2 separate regions of the Homo sapiens genome follow, and region 2 is linked to region 1. Evidence: read pairs that join two places in POLR2A ChIA-PET (ENCODE). Cell type or tissue: OCI-LY7. All regions are shown on one strand. Each heading gives the region's core, and the rest is flanking DNA. Links, peaks and the distances in the headings are about the cores only. Region 1 has its middle 30 kb from the start of CDR2-DT. Region 2 has its middle 34 kb from the start of METTL9.

Region 1 (4,394 bases), core at 156-4,155:
TATTTTTGGGCGGGATGGGGTCTCTCTACGTTTCCCAGGCTGGTCTCGATCTCCTGGACTCAAACGATCCTCCCACCCTGGCCTCCCAAAGTGTTGGGATTATAGGTGTGAGACACCATACCTAGCAGAACCTAACTCTTAGATGAAGAAACTAAGATCCAAAGGGAAGACACAGCTCACCTCTTACAGGCCTATGCAGTGAACGCTATTTGTGCCCTGTACTCTGTTATGGGCTCTTATTACTTCATCTAAATCCCATGACAATCCCATGAGTGAGATATTACCAGCTCTGTTTTAGAGATGGGAAAGCAGATTAACTCATCCACAGTCACACAGCTAGTAAATGGTAAAACTGGGATTCATGCCTAAGTTTTTTTGACCAAGTTTTATTAAGGACTACTTTAATGTATTCCTGATAAGAATCCTCCATATAACTTTTTTAAATAATCAGGTCACATAAAATAAATCAAGTGCATTGACTGAATAAACTGAAATCTTGTCACATATCAACTAATGATGGAAACCTTGCAACTCAGGAAGAGAAAAAAGAAAACAGGAAGGAGAAAAAAGAAGAAAGGGAGGGAAAAAAATAAAAGAGAGGCAAGGTCTGAGAATTAGAGGAAATTTAATTTGATGGTAAGAGCTTGGGTTTGATTGTCTGTTCTTCAGTCTGCTGGTTACATTAACCAGAACATTGGGAACATTAATTTCTGCAAGGTCTTAGTTTCTTGAAAATGGGGATAACTTTGATTGTCTGACAATACAATTGCTGTCTATCTCCCCAACTAGACTATAAGTACCACAAGGACAGAGGCTATGTCCGGTTTTGCTCACTGGTTTTTGTCTTCTCTGACATGATTAGTGAGACAGTTGGCTCAAGCAAAAAAATCATTTTTAAAAGAAGAGACAGTAACCATTCCATTTTAACTTAACTATACTCATTCATAAATCTTTTCTTTGGGTTTTTCGCTGAGTATATGTCCACTGATGAAAGTGCTGGGCCGGCTGGGCGCGGTGGCTCACGCCTGTAATCCCAGCACTTTGGGAGGCTGAGGCGGGTGGATCACGAGGTCAGGAGATCGAGAACATCCTGGCTAACATGGTGAAACCCCGTCTCTACTAAAAATACAAAAAATTAGCCGGGCATGGTGGCGGGCACCTGTAGTCCCAGCTACTTGGGAGGCTGAGGCAGGAGAATGGTGTGAACCCAGGAGGCGGAGCTTGCGGTGAGCAGAGATCGTGCCACTGCACTCCAGCCTGGGCCACAGAGCAAGACTCCATCTCAAAAAAAAAAAAAAAAAAGAAAAAAAAAAGAAAGTGCTGTGCCATCTTTCTTGTATAAACAGGATCCATATTACATGATAGACAGTTTCTACTGTCAATTATAAAGAGAACCTCAAGTCACTTATGAAGCAAACTCAGTACAAAATATCTTTAGACTTCTTTGACTTTCCCCTCAAAACATTTAGTTTCCACTGTATCAAACGTGATAGTAATTGTTTACAACTCAATTTTTTTCTCTTCTCCTTCTCCTTCTTCTTTTGTATGTTGCCTAGGCTGGTCTCAAACTTCTGGCCTTGAGCAATCCTCCTGTCTCAGCCTCTCAAAGTGCTGGGATTACAGGCGTGAGCCACAATGCTTGACCCTACAACTCAATATCGAGTCTTCCTAAAGCATTCAACTTAATTTTCATAAAAGTAACTTTCATTTCACGTATATATTTCCTGTTTATAAAATATAAGTACAATTAAATTTTGCAATTGCAGTAACAAGTACGTCTGACATTAAGAGATTTGAATTAAAAAACACTGACCCTTGGTAATGATACACTGAATCATGGGAGTAGAAAAGTACAGGTGTCCTCAAGAGTAGCCATTTGGTCACAAACCTACTGCGCACATGTGAATAAGTACATTTTAGAGCCATGGTCTCCAACCATTTTGGCACCAGGGACCAGTTTCATGGAAGACAATTTTTCCACGGACCAGGGGGGTTGGTTTTGAGATGATTCAAGTGCATTACATTTATTATGCACTTTATTTCTAATATTATTACAGACCGGTACTGGCCTGTAGCCTAGGGGTTGGAGACCCCTGTTTTAGAGAGAAGGAAGAGCATCAGATAACTTGGAGAGTTCATTACAAGACCCACTGTATTGAATCCTCAGCATTTACCACATTGCCTGACACAAAAGAATAAATCGATAAATATTTGTCAAGTCCATAATGTCTACCACTCAAGGCTGCTGCAAGACCTGAATGAGCAAACAGTCATACAAGCTCATTTGGACATTGGCATTTGGTAAATGTTAATGCCTTTCCCTTTCTCACTGTTCAAGACATTTTATTTATTTGTAACCTATCTAATTCAAAAGGAATTTGAAAGGTGAAAAATGTTTACTGAAGTTGTTGCTTGTTTATGTATTCATTCAACAGAAGGAGTTTTGAGCCAGTCAGTTTTCCAGGTACAAAGGAGACAAAAGTGAAGATAGCGCCCTGGACTGTAAGGAGCTCACCACCTTGCCTATCACCCCAAATATGAACTTAGCAACAAAACTCTGCAACAGGAAAGGAATTAGAGAAATCCAGGTAGCTGGCAAATCTTTCCTCAATTTAATTTGCATTAAAAATAAAAGAGGGGGCTGGGCGCCCTATTTTATTATTTGCATTAAAAATAAAAGTGGTTCACATCCATAATCCCAGCACTTTTGGGAGGCCAAGCAGAAGGATCGATTGAGACCAGGAGTTCAGGACTAGCTTTGGCAACATAGCGAGATCCTCATCTCTACAACATATATATATTTAAAAATTAGCTGGGCCTGGTAGTGTGCACCTATATAGTCCTAGCTACTCAGGAGACTGAGGCAGCAGGATCTCCTGAGCCCAGGAGTTTGAGGCTGAAATGAGCTATGATCACACCACCACACTTCAGCCTGAGCAACAGAGCAAGACCCTGTCTTGAAAACAAACAAACAAACAAAAGAGGTTTTGCAGCATAAATGTTTTGACAGAACTAATAAAGAATGTGCCTCTGTCTGGCCGGGCGCAGTAGCTCATGCCTGTAATCCCAGCACTTTGGGAGGCCAAGGTGGGTGGATCATCAGGTCAGGAGTTTGAGACCAGCCTGACCAACATGATGAAACCCCGTCTCTACTAAAAATACAAAAAAATTAGCCAGGCGTGGTAGCACGTGCCTGTAATCCCAGCTACTCAATCGCTTGAACCTGGGAGGCAGAGGTGGCAGTGAGCCAAGATTGCACCACTGTACTCCAGCCTGGGCGACAGAGCAAGACTCCATCTAAAAAAAAAAAAAAAAACAATGTGCCTCTGTCTTAAAATAATACATTTCTCTCTAATCTGCAAAATAGGACACGTATGAGAAAATATTTGCCAATCAAATACACTTTATAGCTGATCTAAAGTGCTTACAATCATACCAAAGAACAGAACCTCTCATCATCAGCTTAGGCTTTTTCAGCTAAGAAAGGATAAGATGGACCTTGATTTTTAATTTTAATTCTTGCAATGTCACAGAGTAAAGGTCATTTTACCTAATCGTCCCATGTAATAAAGCATATTGCCATATGTAGAACATACAGCTAACTGAGATTTCACTTTGCTTTCTGATATTTAACCCTGTTGTAATATTGGCTGTGTGAACCTGAGAAATGAAAAACTGTGATGTCGTTTTAGAAATGGGGAAAAGTTGCCCAGGGCAAACAAGCATGAATATATCTGATTATATTCTGTCCCCTGGTTCCTAGCAATGCCTCTTATGATTGTCTTTCAGATATGTGATTTGTAGTGGCAATATAACTGAGATATGGAGACTCTGATAGGTCCTGCCTACATGTGATATTTTTGTAGCTAACATTTGAAAAAGTATACTTACTGCTGATTAAACTTTAGTAAATCTGCATCAACCATGTCAGCTAGTGGCAGGGTAAACAAGGAAACCGAAGCTCACACGATAACCCTAGAAAAAATGTTAAAACACATATGAAAATTTTACAACTAGGAGGCACAGCTTTTGTTAAAAAAGAATAAAATGAAAGTTGACATTTGATTTGCAAGAAGATAAAAGGAAATGATATACTATAAAAGTAAAGCTATATTAGGCATACCCTTCTATCCTCCCAAATATTATATATCTATGAATATATAATTCTCTTTTAAAAGTGAAATAACTACTTTCACTTGGGAATTTTAAAAATGATTTTTATGCTTCTTCCTCATTCCAAATGACTAAACTCATTTAATCTGCTTAAATTATTAATAGATTCTAAAGGACAGGAAGTGCCAGGGAAATTAATCACACAGACATCTTTCTCTTGATATCAGAAATAGGATACATTAAGAACTGAGAAAGGGCATATAGCATTTTAATTATGATAG
Region 2 (4,394 bases), core at 98-4,097, 840 kb after region 1:
TCTACAAAACATACAAAAATTAGCTGGGTGTAGTGGCGCTCAGCTGCAGTCCCAGCTACGCAGGGGGCTGAGGTGGGAGGATTGCTTGAACCTGGGAGGCAGAGGTTGCAGTGAGCCGAGATCATGCCACTACACTCCAGCCTGGGTGACAGAGCAAAACCAGAAGAAGAAGAAGATAAAAGATAAAAGCCATAGCTGGGAATGTCCTTGGTGCTCTGAACTGGATGACATTTGTTAGGCATGGCCATCCCACAGACTCACTGCTCCTCAAGATCACCCTTCAGTTATCCAAGAACTGATGGTTACCTACCCATGCTCTGCTCTTCTGCTGCTACTTTCTGGGCTCTGAGATGACCACAGAGGCCAGGGTCAAATGCTGGGCCACTCACCACATACTGATGATGCTGTCAAAATGTGGTTACCCTTCTGCTCCACCTCAATTATCTGTGGAAAACCTAATTTAAGGGGTATATGGTGTTTTGTCTGCCCGCATTTCTTCCTGTAAGAAACACGCTTTCCCCTCTTCCCTAGTAAACTGTCTCAGTCCTTACGAGTTGGTGGAGCTGGACTGCCTCACTTCCATCCCCAAGGTCAGGTACATGCCCAGATCTGGTCAGAGGACTTCATGTGTCAAGGTACAACTACTGCCTCAGCCATGAGCACTTGACTCATACAGTGCCCATTAGCGTCCACCTGGGGACTTTTTCTGTGCTACTGGAACAAAAGTGCATGTTTCCTCACCATCTTGGGCTGTTAGCCCTATGTGAACATGGAGGTATCTTGCTGCCATGCGATGAAAAGCTTATACACAACGCAGAGGGTAAGTCAGAGAAACTAGTTAATGACATAATTTGAGATCCAAATCTGCCTGACTTTTCAGCTACAGAAGCCAATAAATTCCCTTTTTTTTCTTTTTTTCTTTTTTTTTGAGACAGAGTCTCACTGTCGCCCAGGCTGGAGTACAGTGGCGTGATCTTGGCTCACTGCAACTTCCACCTCCCGGGTTCAAGTGATTCTTCTGCCTCAGCCTCCAGAGTAGCTGGGACTACAGGCGTGCACTACCATGCCTGGCTAATTTTTTGTATTTATAGTACAGGCAGGGTTTCACCGTGTTGCCCGGGCTGGTTTAGAACTTCTGACCTTAGGTGATCCACCCGCCTCGGCCTCCCAAAATGCTGGGATTATAGGCATGAGCCACTGTTCCCAGCCCGAATTCCTTTTTTATTTAAGCTAACCTGCATTGAATTTCTGTCACTTGTAGCCAAAGTGGTTTGAATAATGCACCTTTCCAATTGGCACTTGTGCCCAAATTACCATAAACTGGCTGTCTCTGACCACTCTAGGGAAAGGATTCAGTGATTTCTAATTGACCACTACCAGTGAAGACATGGGAGGTTTGAAATAGCTGAGCCCAGATTCTGAGAACGACAGGACAAGGTCATGATTGTACTTTTGAACTTGATGTTGGAGGTGTTCACAAGCATGACGCCTCTCCTGGACTTTGTTTACTGATAGGAACCACAAGATAGACGAGACAGCAGAATTAGGCCAACAATGGGTGCAAGGTGCCAAAAAGGTAATAGAAACCCAAGTTCCACTTTGAAGCAGCATAAATCAGACATTTCTCAAACATTAAAAACGGAAGTGGCCTGATCAAGACCTTTAAACGGAGTAAAAAGCCACGAAGCCAAGGCCTTGAGCAGCTAGTCAGAGAATTATTGCAATATGTGCTCAGAGACACAGGGTTTCATGAAAAGCCCAGTCTCTGCCTGGCTGCAGCACCTCTGTGCTTTTTGTCCCAGCATTTGCTTAGCAGCAGAACCTCATTATCCTTCAGTGTTCTGTAGTTATAACAGATTCCAGCTTCAGGGGGAAAAAAATGGATTCCAGCTGCCAGGGGTTCTCTCTGGGAGATTTTCTATCTCTGAGACGAAATTGTCTTTTTCTCCCTTTTTTCATGGTGAGAGGGGCATGGAGTACACCTCTGATAATCTGCAGAGGCAAAGCCTTGCATGAGCATGCTGACAACCCTGCAGAGAGAAAGCCTTAGGCTGGAAGTTCAAGGGCAGCCAGGAGAATGAACATTTCGATGAATAAAGCAATTTGATAACTACCATGTTGTGGTCTAAGACCCACCACTTACAGGCTTACATGGTGATTACTGAAGCTGCAACTATTTTAATGGCTTCATCTACTTTAAAGTACTGGTGATTTTTCTACTACTTCATTTAATTGCTTGATGTTTCTTGGAAGAGTTCTTCGGTCTTTCTGCTAAAATGTTATCCCAAGCTAGGAGAGATGCCATGATTTCAGAGAATTTCTTTTCCTCTATAATATTATATATTTTCCTCTGGGTTATCAATGAACCTACTGACTACTTTGAGTATTATGCCTTTAGGATGTCTTCACCTCTCATTTCCTTAACATTTTTAAATGAATCTCTGATAGAAAAATGAATCTGAAGCCTTGCTTATGCTTTGATTCATTCAACAAATATTTATTGCACACTTACTGTTTTAGATGCCTGGGATACAGAGTAAATAAATCAACAATGATCCTTGCCTTCAACAAAGCTTACATTCTGGTGGAGGCAAAGAGATAATACATAAATAAATTTAATATCATCTTTTGTAATAATAACCATTACACCTCTGCTTATGAAAAAAATTGCATTCAATTTTTGCTCACAATCTTCTTTTTTTTTTTTTTTTTTTTGAGACAGAGTCTCACTCTGCCACCTAGGCTGGAGTGCAGTGGCATAATCATACTTCACTGCAACCTCTGCCTCCTGGGCTCAAGTGACCCTCCTGCATCAGCCCCACAAGTAGCTGGGACTACAGATGCATGCCACAATGCCCAGCTAATTTTTCTATTTTTTGTAGAGATGGGATTTTGCCATGTTTCCCAGGCTGGTCTTGAACTCCTAGGCTCAAATGATCTGCCTACCTCGGCCTCCCAAAGTGCTGGGATTACAGGCACTGAGCCACTATGCTCAACTAATCTTCTGTTCCCTTCCTTCCTTCCTTTTCCTTCCTTCCTTCCTCTCTCTCTCTTCCTTCCTTCCTCTCTCTCTTCCTTCCTTCCCTTCCTTCCCTTCCCCTCTTCCTTTCTCTCTCTCTCTTTTCTTTCTTTTTTCTGACAGAGTCTTGCTCTGTCACTCAGGCTGGAGTGCAGTGGCACAATCTTGGCTCACTGCAACCTCCACCTCCTGGGTTCAAGTGATTCTCTTACCTCAGCCTCCTGAGTAGTTGGTATTACAGGCACACACCACCACAGCCAGCTACTTTTTTTTTTTTGTATTTTTAGTAGAGACGGGGTCTTGCTATGATGCCCAGGCTGGTCTCAAACTCCTAGACTCAAGTGATCTGCCTGCCTCAGCCTTCTAAGGTGCTGGGATTACAGGCATGAGCCACTGCACCCAGCCTAATCTTCTATTCTCAAAAGAAGAAAGTATCCACCCGCAGGTAACAGAATTCTAAAATATTACTGTCTGGACCCTTTTACTTCATTTTCCTAGCTTATACCTGCCAAATTATTGGTAAATTCAGCTCTGTGAGGTGAAGAGGGCCATATAAATGATCATACTCTCACCTTGAATCCTATCTTTAGGATCTTCTACATCACGAGACTAAAGCAAAGTCTGACTCCTTTCCACTCTTCTGCTATCAACATCAGCTCAAAAATACATAAAATTAATAAGGTTGCTTCCTGATGGCATCAGTGAAATAACTTTATGGTCATTCATATAAAAACAGACAACCCTGGCCCAGCGCAGTGGTCCATACCTGTAATCCCAACACTTTGGGAGGCTGAGGCAGGTGGATCACTTGAGGCCAAGAGTTTCAGACCAGCCTGGTAAACATGGCAAGACTGACCCTATCTCTATTTAAAAAAAGAGAAATACAGAGAATCCTTTCAAGATCACCAAGTCAGTATCAATGAGCACCTCTGCAGAAAAAACAGGAGCTCAGAATGGACAAGGCCAGAGAAACCTCAGTAAGGTGAATGTGTCCGTATAGTTTCTTTCGAATTCGTGAAAAGAAAACTTGAGTCCCTATAAACTGTTGCTACTTCAAGAATAGAGAGGGAATTTCTCCTTTCTGGGCTCAGCCTGACATGTCCCTTTTAAGAATAATGGTGTGAGATGCATCGAAGGCTTACTATTTGCCTGGCTCTATGTCTTAGCTTGGGCTGCCATAACAAAATATCATAGTACAGGTTGGGTAGCTATTTATATATTTATTTATTAAGAGGGCCTTGCTCTGTCACCCAGGCTAGAGTGCAGTAGACCAATCATAGCTCACTGTAGCCTCAATCTCCCAGACTCAAGTGAGCCTTCCATCTCAGCCTCCCAAACAGCTAGGACTACAAGAACACACCACCAAGCCCAGCTA

Evidence for each region. ChIA-PET counts read pairs that join two places held together with the same protein. Peaks named below come from ENCODE experiments on the same cell type or tissue, not always from the same donor. Only the 100,000 strongest peaks of a DNase experiment are listed, where the experiment ranks them.
Region 2: POLR2A ChIA-PET joins it to region 1 with 13 read pairs; 2 of 35 experiments call an interaction of 5 or more read pairs at or near these places.

What each region holds. Positions count from the first base shown.
Region 1 is chr16:22,402,273-22,406,666 of GRCh38, reverse strand. It overlaps the pseudogene SLC68A2P. Among named protein-coding and RNA genes, the nearest start is that of CDR2-DT, 30 kb to the right of the region's middle. In OCI-LY7, for the core only: no CTCF peak of the experiment used is centred there; no DNase peak of the experiment used is centred there.
Region 2 is chr16:21,563,262-21,567,655 of GRCh38, reverse strand. No RefSeq gene overlaps it. Among named protein-coding and RNA genes, the nearest start is that of METTL9, 34 kb to the left of the region's middle. In OCI-LY7, for the core only: no CTCF peak of the experiment used is centred there; a DNase peak (open chromatin) is centred at 1,665.